Regions from separate parts of the Homo sapiens genome. Here region 2 is linked to region 1. A link is a contact called in ENCODE Hi-C or POLR2A ChIA-PET data. All regions are on one chromosome and are shown on one strand. The core of a region is the stretch at or near the end of the contact, and the rest is flanking DNA. Distances in the headings are between cores, read along the strand shown.

Region 1 (6,141 bases), core at 993-3,492:
TCAGCCTCCCAAGTAGCTGGGACTACAGGCGCATGCCACCACGCCTGGTTAATTTTTGTATTTTTTGTAGAGATGAGGTTTCGCCATGTTGCCCCTGCTGGGCTCAAGCAATTGGCCAGCCTCAGCCTCCCAAAGAGCTGGAATTATAGACATGAGCCACCGTGCCCAGCCCAAAATTGTTCATGATGTGTTTTACTTTTTTTCCCCCCATACTAAGTCTTTGAAATTCAGTGGTCATTGTTTACTTATGACACATCCCAACCCAGATTAGCCACCTTCCTAGTGCTGAATAGCGCACAAGGTTGGTGACTCCCCCAGTGCACAGCACAGGCCTAGAGCAACCACTTCTTACATGCATTTAAGTCTCAGAGCCTAGTATCTGCGGTCTCCAAGCACATACAACCTTTTACCAACTTCAGTTGGATTTGAGAATTATGACGTCCCAATTCTCAGCCAACACAGCCTCTCCATTTTTAGAATGACATTCAGCAACATCCTTCAAGTCTCACCAGAGGTACCACTCTTTCAAGGAAACCTTCCCTAACTACCTTCTCCCACTCCAATAGTTATGTGCCCCACCTATGTGCCTCAAGCTACCCTGACTTCACTCATCACTGCCCTTACCATGCCATGCTCATTCCTGCTCAGCCGTGTCATCTGCTATTTTATGTTCCTTGAAGACAGGACTGTGCCTGTTTCATTCACAGCCTAAGCCTTATCTCCCAGCCCAAAACTGGCTCAATAAATATTTGTTGGACGCGTGGAAGGATGGTTGGGTAAATGAATGGAATTCTTCCCAACACAAAATCTCTCACTCTAGGCCATAGTTTCCTCATTTGTAAAATCTCCATGGTTCCTTCTGGCTCTGAAATTCAATAAAACCATGCACAGTGATTTGTGTTGCTTACACCCGGGTGACAGGACTGACTGGGACATATGCACTTAGCCTTCCTGTACAACCAGCTCGACCAGGCATCTGACACAGGAAGGAAAACTTCTTAGACCACAATCTTCAGGGTTTCTTTCTCAGACCACTGCAAACATTTTGCTTTTAAGTCTCCAGAAAGCATCCTGTGAATTTCCTGTTATTCTACTGAACTACAGAAATCTGTATATTCACTCACATATTTTTTAATTTTTTTTTTAACTGATACGTAATACTTTACGTATTTATGAGGTGCATGTGATATTTTGTTACATGCATGGAATATGTAATGATCAAGTCAGGGAATTTAAGGTATCCATCACACTGAGCATTTATCATTATTATGTGTTGGGAACAATTCAAGTCCTTTCTTTTAGTTACTTTGAAATACACAATACGTTGTTGTTAACCATAGTCACTCTAGTCCGCTGTCAAACTCTCACATGACTCTTGAAGAGAATTTATATATTTCTTATGCAGAAAAAGTTTCATTTTGTCCTTAATGAATGAATGTTATAAAGAAATTGTAAGGTCAGGTTTTAGACTCTAAAGTCCAAGGTTTTGTCCCCACTACCTTTCCACCGGCTAGCTGCTTGATCATGGACATTCCATTTAACCTCTGTGCACCTCGATTTCCTCATCCATAAAGTGGGGTAACAATATATCCAATTCAGAGTTGTTTTAATGCCAGAAAGCCTTACACACTGTAAAGGGCCAAACCAACTTTAGTTACTGTGTAAACTATTTCTTCTGAGGCATATCAACAGAGTGACAACACAGCCACCACCAAGCCCAGGCCTGGGGAACTCAAGCAAAGGCCAGAGGAATCCCATGTGTACTCCCAGGCTAAAATCAACCAGGCCCCAGAATCCACAGCCTCATAAAGCAAAGCCCCAGGGCACTGCCCAGGATCAAGGTTAGGGAGCAGCCCCGGAAGCACAGGCCTCGCCAGGTGAACCAGGCACCTGGCCTGGCAGGTGGGGAAGGCTGCCTACTGGAGCACAAAAGACCAGTACAAAGGAGCCAGCCTTCCAAGGAAAGGAGGGGCGAGGAGGAGAGGGCAGGGAGAGGATGGGAATTCCCATCCCAGAGTAGGGCCCCCACTGAGCAGGAGGTTCTGCCCTCAAGACAGGCCAGGGAGCCGGAGAAACAGCCTCACTGGCCTGTTCTTTCCCCTGCAGTGTTTCAAAGGCACCTGAACTTTCCCAAAGGGGTTCTGTCCATTTCAAACAGGAACTAGGCTTGCGTGTGCACGCGCATTTTATGATTTCAGAAGAAAGCACTCGCATTCAGAGGATGAGTCATCAGCACTCCTTGTCAATTTGCCAGCGGCCTGCCCCTCTTCATTACAAACATAAAGATAAAAGCTCTTGCACTACATTAGCTGGCATACGCCTCCACAGACAGTACAAATAAATTAATTGTGCCTCATCTCAAACAGCCCGAGAGGTGTGCGGGAAGGGAAAATGTGATCCATCTTGTTTCATTAACAAATTAAATTGAAATCGAGCCTCGATCATTCTACTTTATGTACATAGACCCAGTTATTCTGCCAATATCGGATTCTCCTACTATGCGCATAGTGGGGCAGCATTACGGAGAGCCCACGAGCTCAATAAACTACGTGCACACCCAAGAGAGTGTGTGTCTTTCTCAGTGTTTGTTGCGGAGGGGACAGTGTGGCCTCAGGGGCCACTGGAAGGCTAGACTTGGGCTTGGCATCACCATGAAGGAGCCTGGGGAATAAGAATCATCTATCAAATGCTGAGCACCACTGCAAAGGGGAATGTGTTTCAATCATTTACCCCAGGCAAATAAACAAACCAGTTCAGTGGCCATGGTATGTATAGGAGAGTAAAAGAGTTTGTCATCAAGCGAACTCTGTCATACTGAGGATGGCGAGCATTCCAGAAAGAACAAACTTATTCAAGACCAACTTGAAAAACAAGTTGGGCTCCCTTGCACCACAAGCCAAGATTACACCCTCAAACACACCTTTCTAAGATTTCGTGGGAGACGTTTGCTTTTGCAAAGCAGTTACAGGCAATGTGTTACAATACTGTGATTTTCTTTATCCTCACTCTGTACTACATAATTTAGGCAACCTACATTTTATAAGTTGAAGGAGCATGACTAAAAGCTGATCCTTTTATGTTTTATCTCCAAAAAGACAACAACAGGGCTTACAGGGGAGGAGGGAAACAGGAAATGGGGGGATGGTAGAGGGAAAGAACAAAGGAGAATCTAAGGAGAAGAGGAAAAGCCCCGCTACTCTCCAAATACCGCCCTATTAACTTATGACCTATAAGGAAGTTAAAATCACGAACAGTTAATCCAACCACAAAATATGTCCAAAGTATTTATTTTACAGATGAATTCTGGGTTTGGTTTTTGTTAGTTTGGTTTGTTTTTTCGCTGTAAAATTCAAGAGTCTGAAAAGCTCTACACAGAAAATCTGACCTCAACCACAGCTAGGTCCTGACTGTAAGAAAACAAAAATACTAAGTAAAATCTCAAAACATAGTAAGTAAAGCCATACTCAACCTTGTCATAATCCAAGAAATATCAATTAAACGATGTGCACCATTGAGCCAAACTTTTGTAAAAATTATACTATCTAGTGCAAGCCAAGATGCTGAAATTGGTACCTTCACGCACTGCTGGTGGCATCATAAACTGGTACAACCCTTTTGGAAAGCAATTTAGCAATATCCATTGAGAGCCAAAAAAATAATTGTGCCCTTTAACCCAGAAATCCTGCTCCTGGGAATTCACCCTAAGGAAAAAATCCACAATAAGCACAAGGCCATATCCCAAAGTATTACTTATAATAGCACAGAACTACAGAAAAAAAAAAATCTAGATGTCCAACAGTAGATGAATGGTTAAGTAAATTCAGCCTGTGGGATGATAGATTGTAAGATCATTAAAAATCATCTTGAAGACTACATAACCATTTGGAAAGCATTTACTTAAGGTTTACTGAAAAGAGCAGAATACAAAATTGAGCCTACATATGATTACAGATACAGAGAAACATGCCTGCATACAGACAAGGGCTAAAAGTTAAAATGAAAACAGTTGTGTTAGGGTACTGAGCTAGTTCTGGATGAATTTTTTCCCTCTTTTGTTTGACTGTCTTTTTTGCGGTTATAGTGTATTTTTGTGAAAAAAAAAAAAAAAGAAAGAGAGAGAAATCACAGGGTATATATGCAGCGACTCAACTCACATTCAAATAATCCATCAGGAATTTGGGAAACCAATTTGTATGTTATTTTTTAGCATGGACCAAAACCTAGCCCTAGAGTCTCTATCCTATACTCTGCCTGGGTCTTTCCAACCATATCTCTCAGCATTACCCACCTAGCAAGGCAGGCTGATGAGGAAAGGGATGTTACCGGATGACCTATTCAAGGCTGCCTGCATGAGGTTTCTTGAGGAACAGCGAGTGTAGAAGCACCTGGCTCAGTGCATGGTGTGCACTCAGGAAGGAGTCTTCCCCTCTTGCGTTCTTCTTCCCTCCCCTGTAGGAACAGCATCCATTTACTGAGGAGATGACCAGGTTTAGGAGATGTGGAGACAGGATGAGATCCCAGATCTGTTCTGTTCAAAAGTCCTGGCCCATCTTGTCACTGTAGCTTCGAATTTCAGAGCCCCTCCACTCCCTGGGAAATAGTTTCCTCCTTAAACTGAAGAGGTTAAACATTCTTCCAGCCTGGTGTGAATATGACACTGTTTCATCCATGTGTGGTTCACAGACCACCTGCAACCAATTCACCTGCACTGCAGGCTAAAAGCTCAGACAACTGGCACCAACCCAGACCCAGTGAATCAGAATATTTAGGAGTGAGGCACCTGAATCTGAATTTAACCAGCCTCCCAGGCAACTCTTACGCACAGGGATGTTTGAGAAGCACTGATCTAAGAATCATGCAAACATCTGCCAAACACTCAAACTCATACGTCCACTGTCCTATCAACAGGAAAACCTGCTGGACAGTGGGGCGGGGGGCTTGAGGAGTGGGTATATTTAGAAGCTTGTACTTGCTCAAATGAGTATTTAACCCTAAAGAGTTAGGATGTTCAAAAGGGAAGAACACAAGAGAGTGATCTATATTTTCCAGACTTTTTTTTTCTGTTGAAATAATTCCTGGGCTAACAGACGTTATCCAATTTCACATGTCCATGCTTAGCATAATGCTGGGAACATAATGTGTATTTAGAACTGTTCGTTGAAATAATGGGTGAATGAATGAATGAGTGAGCTGACAGAGAGTATCTACATCCAACTATATACAGCATTTATTTTCTTTGTTTGCTTATTAACCTGCCCCTTCTCTCCTCCCCACTATAGTGTCAGCTCCAGGATGCTGGGGATAGGGGTGTGTGCAGATCATCCTTCTTACTCCACAAAGTAACCCCAGCTGCTAGAACAGGGACTGGAGATACTGTGCCCTCATACACAGTGGTTGCATAAATGAACAGTAGGCACTCGCAAGAGCCAGAAAAAATGTGGTGCTCCTGAACCTGGTCATCTCATTAGTAAATGGATGCTGTTCCTACAGGGGAGGGAACAAGAACGCAAGAAGGGAAGCTTTCTTCCTGCACCTGCACTGAGCCAGGTGCTTCTACACTCACTCGTCCTCAAGGAAACCTCACAACTACACTGCATGGGAGACTAGTAACTAGCAACGATTAAATGGTTTGTCCAATACACCAGGCAGTAAGTGAGAGTCTGGACTCAGAACCACATTCTTCTGTCTAACTAAACACAGGGTAGTCAAACATGAAAAATAAAAGAATACAAGAAAGTATAACCCATAAAGAATACAAGGTCCAAAGGAAATCCAAGGTACACACAAGACTGAAGGTGCTGGATGAGTTAACTTCTGAGAAGTTGCCCAGAGGAAGTGTCGGGGCTGACCTCAGACAAGTCATGGTCAGAGAGTCACATTTTCTGAGGACTGTCCCTTTAGCCTGGGAATGCTGGGAGAGGGTCTTGGCTTGGCACCTTGGGGCCCATATCTGTTCCTTAAAGCAATAATGGCAGTGCTGATGCCATTCTTCAAATTATCAGCAGCAACAAACACTTCAGAAGCAAATGGGCTTTAAACTCAGACCACTTACAGAGCTCTGCTGGTTACAATTATTGGGCACCTTCCATAGCACCTCAATCTAGTCAAGAGTTGATTTTGAAATGAAATTGGCTTGGATTC
Region 2 (6,141 bases), core at 2,221-4,720, 140 kb before region 1:
TTCCAAGAACAATATGGTAGGAAAGAACGGAAGAAACTACAAGAAGACGGAGGTGGTTCTTGGAGCTTAAATGCTGAGCCAGTTGCTATCCTACTGCTTCTGTTTCTGTCTCTTCCTTGTGCCTGCCCCAAAAGAGAGTGGCCCAGGGCTGAAAGTCAGGGGAATGTTTCTTTTTTATTATTGTTAATTTTTTTTTAGAAACAAACATAAATACCGCTGTGTATTTTTACATATGTACATGTATAAAGCAACAGAAAAATTGTTTCTATGGAAGAAAACTCTAAAATTCACCAAGTGAGAAAAAGAGTGCTTCCTATATCACATGGGAATCCCTTCTGAACAGAAGAGCTTTATTCCTCACTTATAGGGCTTTCAGTCTAAGGCTGTGTGCCCTGGTGAGTCCACAGGAACCACACAGACAGTGCAGAAATAGAGCAATTCATATCATCACAGATGGAAACAACATTGTTATCTGTAAACTTCTTTGTACATCATTAATTCATTAGCTCAGAGAAACTAGAAACAGAGTCAGAACTTGAGCAAAAACTGGGGTAGTTACATCCATATAGAGAGTATTGCACCTTTGGTTAAAAAGCAGGATCTACAAAGTTATCTTAGTCTTCCAACTGCTCAGCCAGTGCAGCTAAAAGCCAGCCACCATCAGCCACACGTGCGAGCGAGCCAGCATGCTGCCCACTGCAGAGGGCACACCAAATGCTCCTTCCTAATCACTTGTCCTATTCCACAGCCAGCCTTGTTTGCATAAAAAAAAGTCGAAGGACTTTGGGAAGAGTCCCAGTGCTCACCACTCAAGTGTTGTGAGACTACACTGTTTTTTAGTTCAGAACAAAACCACAAATTTAATTACTGTATAGAAAAATATCAGAACAGAACCGAAAAAGGCACATGGGAAAGCCATCAATATGTGCCAAAATCAATTTTTATTATAAACGAAAGCTCCTCCTTGCAAACTATAATCTCTTTGCATTTCTAAAATAGGGCATTACAGAAAAATAAAAGTCAGGTATGTTTTATTATAAATTTTATAAAGGGAAAAAGCAGAAAGAAGTTGTATATGAAAAATTATCAATGCCCCCATTTTTCCTATAAAATATATTTTGAGACTGAAAAATGAGGTACAAGTAAAAAAAAATTTAAGCAAACTCAAGTACAAATGAAACTGCAAATGGGTTTGATCAAGAGTTTTCCCATCTCTAAGATCTATCTTTTTTTTTTAAAGGCCACTGCTCAGATTTCTCTTTTAATAAGAGCGCCATTCACTTAAAAAACAGTAGTAAGCAATGTGGAAGAAATCTGGCTGAAAATACTCTGAGGGAAGAGACATGCATGAAAAAGACGTATTTTTTATAAGTCTTCTTAAAAATACATCAAAAGCATGAGTTAAAATAATTTCTAAATTTTTTAAAAAGGTAATTTCATGACCACTTTGGAAATGATTCTTTCTAAATAATTTCTACTCAATTTTGCATCTCTGGACTTTTCTTTTTTTAAGCTTTCCTAGCCCATGGCTGCTTGGTGGACATCTGAAGGTTAAAAAAAAAAAATCATGTTTCTGTGCTGAAAAGTTATCAAGACCAGCTCTCTGCTGCATTTGCATTGTTATTAGGAACACACACATACACACGCACACACACACGCAAACACACACACGCGCTCACACACATTGAGTTTAATGTGAGGCTAGTACAGAAACAGAGAGATTAAACACAAAGAAATGTAAACAGCTCTCACATGCAAGGAAACTAGGTTACGAGAATCCCAGCACCAGGCATTCACCAGTCACCATGGAAAACAGGAAGTGAGATGCATAGCAACCACAAGCCAAAAAGCAGAAAAGCGCATACCTTTAGCTTGGAATGAAAATCACGAGATTTCCTTCTGGCAAGAACCTGAATGTGACTAGACACCTGCAGGGTAGGGGAAGGGAGGAAAACAAAGGAAAAGCCTGTAACCATGGAGATGAAAAGCCCCCTACAAGTGGGCAAGCCAGACGTACCTTAATGGCGGCTTGAATTTCTCGAACTTTCTTTCTTGCTAAGACCTGTATATGACTAGACACCTACATTGTTCGGGTTTATGAGGGGAAACAAAACAAAACAAAACAAAACAAAACAAAACAAAACAAAAAAGGAAATCAAATATAAAATCGCTACTCTTTGGGAGGGTTTTGGGGTGGGGTTGGGGGGTGGTTATTTGCATCTCAACAAAGCTCTGCAGTTAGGAATACACAGTCCCAGCCAGACACAAGCCCCCAGCGCTGCTCTAAGCTTTTCATACTGGGTCATCACTGCAGTGACTTGATTCAGGATGAAAGTTAAGACTCATCTTAGTCTTCCCACCCAAGAGAAATCATGGGCACTGGGAAAAACTAATTTTGGGAGGGATGAGAGGGGCTGTTTTCATTCTAAAATTAAAAAGGTGGGAGTAAAGGTAAATGAAAATATTTATAGCTTCTCAGTATCAGGAGGGAAAATCCCTTTTTCTCAATTTAGAAGAGACTATCCATAAATTAGCACATTCTGCAGAATCAAAAAGCTGAAGCTGTTGGTTGTATTCTGATCTCATTAAGAGCTCTGGATTCTGTAGCAAACGTTAAAATAATACTGACATGTAAATTAGATCTCAAAGAGAAATGGAAAGACCCAGTTAGCAGAGCTATTTTTTTTTTTTTTTGCCCTTATAAAAATCTTTAATCCTTCCACTCTTTTGGGTATTGACTGGGCGCCAAGTGGATTTGCATATTATTACAAAGCGAAATGTGTGAATACAGCCAGCCAGCCATCCTGTTAAAAATCTGGGTTGAAAACCACATGGATTTGCTGAACAACAAATTCACATTGGAGAGGTATCACCAACTGCTGCCTAAAAACATCCCCAGGATGCCGGGGCGTGGAAATGTAGCCGAGCCCAGCTTCTGAAACACAATGATTCCACTGAAATCTGCATCTCTTTCAGTGGGACTTGGTTAAATTTAGAAGAGTCCCTCAGTGAAGGGGTCACCGGGCAAATGACCAGAGCTCACAGACCAGCAGACAGCCCAGGTCCCGCACTGTCAGAATGTAGATGATTAGATCCACTGGTTTCCGAAATGTAGAACTTTCCATTTAAAAGTTCAGCGACTCAGACTGTGTGGTGATTACCCCATTTCCAACTCTCCAGCGGCTCTAAAACAGGATTTATAATAAACGGTCCTTTTATCTTTAACTTTGTCTTTGAGCTTCAATTATTCAATTATTTTTTTTTCCAATTTGCTTTGGTACTTTTCTTAAGTACAGAGAAGCAGAAACTCCCCCATCCTCTTCAGCCCTCCATCTGGCTCCTGCTGTTACTTGTTTTCACCCGAATTTTGTTCTTCTGTGATTCTCTGACTTGACGAGGGCCACTAGCATCCCCCAAACAGACAATGCGCTGCCTCTGCGTGCTGGCAGGAGGCCACCTCTCTTTGTGCTGACTCAGCAGCCAGGCTCCCAGGCTGTGGCACAAGTAGCATTCCTGGGAAAAGCCTCTCCCCGTTATAAACACTCATGAAAACAATTCCTCACTGGGAAGAGAACTGAAATCTGCTGCTCAATCTTAATGAGACCACGGTTTAGTTAGCCTTTTGGTCTGATTACAGTTTTTAAGGTTCATGCTGTATCATTCAGCATAAATCGACATTAAAAAATAATTCTTTTCTGTGAACAACTCACCCATGAGGTTTTTAGGGTTTTTTTTTTCCTCCTTTCTTTTTTTTGTTTTTAGTTAAACACTAATTTCTCATTCGTTCCAGTTCTAAACTGGCTCATGTCAGAGATTTGGGCTGTTTTACATCTGAAAGAACGAGGAAAGGCAGAGCTCTGCCAAAGGGCAGAGAATTCCTGATACTGCTCTGCACAGAGGTATTGAAGTTGTAACTTCATTTCAGTCACAGCAGCTACTGACAAAAAGCCATCGCTTAAAAAGCAACAGTTCCCTGGACGCACATCATTTAGCATTACATTCAGGCCAATACTCAAGGCTGCTGGCGTTACTTTTTCATTGAAATTATGACTAATATATAATCGCTCCAGGATTTTACAATGCACAAAACCTCAAAATTTCATGACCTGCAAGTGCATTTGCACTTGCAGTTTTTGCAGTGTTCACAGGTGCACATTTTGGGAAAGAAATGTCAGCTTTGAAATACAGTACAGGAGCGGTTCATACACCGTCCTTAGCAGTGACATTTTCCCATGTGAGTATAAAAGGAACTTGTAAGACCACATAATAAAGGGTCACTGAAATGATGAACAGTGAAAACTGAGCCAATTTAAAATACCTCCAACACTGACGTCCTTACAGGGAACTCAAATTGGGGGCTCCTAGGAGCCAAAGCATAGCCAGCCACTGCAGCCAAAATGCCTTTTTGGGCCATTCGCTGACATGCACAATTTCCAGGTGGGTTATTTTACCTGTTTTCTGGTCCTCGTCTTGCCTGTCCTGAGTTTGATGTATCTGGCTATCAATTCATTCCTACCTGAAAGAAAGAAGAATTTACCATGAGGTGGGTTACCAAAACACCAAACCAACAAAGCCCTTGAAAGCAAAAAACAAAATTCAGAATCAAGAATTTTAAAATTACAACTATGTGTTTACTAATACTAGAAAAATAAAACAGCACAATTGTCTGCAAAAATGTTTACTAGGAAAAATTAAGATGAAAGGCATTTAAATTTGAACTTAGACCAGCATCTAAGAATAGAAATTTATCCTTTTTTTTAAAAAAAAAAAAAAAAAAAAAAGACAGAGTTTCACTCTTGTTGCCCAGGCTGGAGTGCAATGGCACGATCTTGGCTCATGGCAACCTCTGCCTCCCAGGTTCAAGTGATTCTCCTGCCTCAGCATCCCAAGTAGCTGGGATTACAGGCGTGCGCCATCACGCCCAGCTAATTTTGTATTTTTAGTAGAGACAGGGTTTCTCCATGTTGGTCAGGCTGGTCTCGAACCCCCGACCTCAGGTGATCCACCCGCCTTGGCCTCCTTAAGTGCTGGGATTACAGGCATGAGCCACCGCACCCAGCTGAAATTTATCTTTTTAAGATGTGCCTTTTTGTCTGTTTGTATGCTGTGGGTGGTGGGTCACTCATATAAGCAACAAATACAGACAAGGATTAGTCTGGGACTAAACAAACCCAGTTCTCTTCTAGTCTTTGGTTTTTCATATTCACATTCATATTCACTTTCCTTCTTATTCAAGTTTCTACTCATAGTTTACTCCAGCTAAAATCACAGCCACAAGAGAACGAACGAGCTGCTGTGGCCACGGAAGCCGGACAATGACAAGAAGCTAACAGTACGAAGGCAGACACCCCCTAAAGGTAGTCAGTGAAAAAAATGACTCAATCTCCTCCAAGTTATATAACCTTCTGGGGAAAGAACAATGCCCAAAAGTATAAACAAAAACCTTCTAGCCCTATCCCACCAGGAAACTGAGAAGTCTCAGACAACCTGACTTCAGAAAACCATGATAGGAAAAAATATCCCCAGAAGCTAAGCAGAGAATGTATTACCAAAATACCACGTGAAATAAAAACCACTCATACAAGACATGGGTTCTTCTAAGCAGGTCCTATTTACGACTTCAACTTGCTCTAATACCAGGAACTGAAATTATTTCTACATACTTTCTACAGTAAATGGAAAACCACCATTTCATAGCACTACTGTTGGCTGGCTTTGTATCAGCTCAGCTCTATCCTTGTGAAAAATTCCTTTGGTCAAGAACAAGTCTGAAGCTTGCTGCTGTGGCATTCACTCATGTGCTTCACCAGCCTGAGACCATTGTGCTAGATTCTATTTCTCCTTCAAGGCCTCACTTGGATGTCACTCCCTTGGGGAAGTCTTCTCTAATTGCCCAACTAGGTTTGGTTGCCTTGTTCTACACCCCCATGGTGGCAAAAACTGTACTTCTTCCTAGGATGTACCCAAACTGTAACTGTATTTATAACTTTATAGTTAGTTGTAAAATTTGTGTTTGTTGTCTTACTTCCTCCCAGATATACTGCATACTTGAAGAGGGGAAGAACTCTGTCTTCTTCCTCAATGTCCCCCTAGCACCTAGCACACTGCTGGGCACAGAGAAAAGAATGAATGAGGAAATAA

What was found. Hi-C counts contacts between places; a loop is a spot of excess contacts on that map. ChIA-PET counts read pairs that join two places held with the same protein, here RNA polymerase II (POLR2A).
Region 2: POLR2A ChIA-PET joins it to region 1 with 14 read pairs in H1. The contact joins two enhancer-like sites. A Hi-C loop is called at or near these places in 1 of 168 maps with a recorded cell type or tissue (Calu3). POLR2A ChIA-PET finds 5 or more read pairs at or near these places in 6 of 52 experiments (AG04450, BJ, H1 and 2 more).

What each region holds. Positions count from the first base shown.
Region 1 is chr11:12,720,617-12,726,757 of GRCh38, reverse strand. All of the region lies in intron 2 of TEAD1 (TEA domain transcription factor 1), which reads right to left. Among named protein-coding and RNA genes, the nearest start is that of TEAD1, 49 kb to the right of the region's middle. RefSeq lists a silencer at 802-1,096. Within about 2 kb of position 2,242, at least 22 of the 41 ENCODE cell types and tissues checked have a DNase peak (open chromatin) inside an H3K27ac peak, as active enhancers do.
Region 2 is chr11:12,860,625-12,866,765 of GRCh38, reverse strand. It overlaps TEAD1 (TEA domain transcription factor 1), which reads right to left. Exons shown (of 13, transcript NM_021961.6): 4 at 4,452-4,516; 5 at 1,866-1,928. Among named protein-coding and RNA genes, the nearest start is that of TEAD1-AS1, 59 kb to the left of the region's middle. RefSeq lists a silencer at 1,630-1,924. Within about 2 kb of position 3,470, at least 18 of the 41 ENCODE cell types and tissues checked have a DNase peak (open chromatin) inside an H3K27ac peak, as active enhancers do.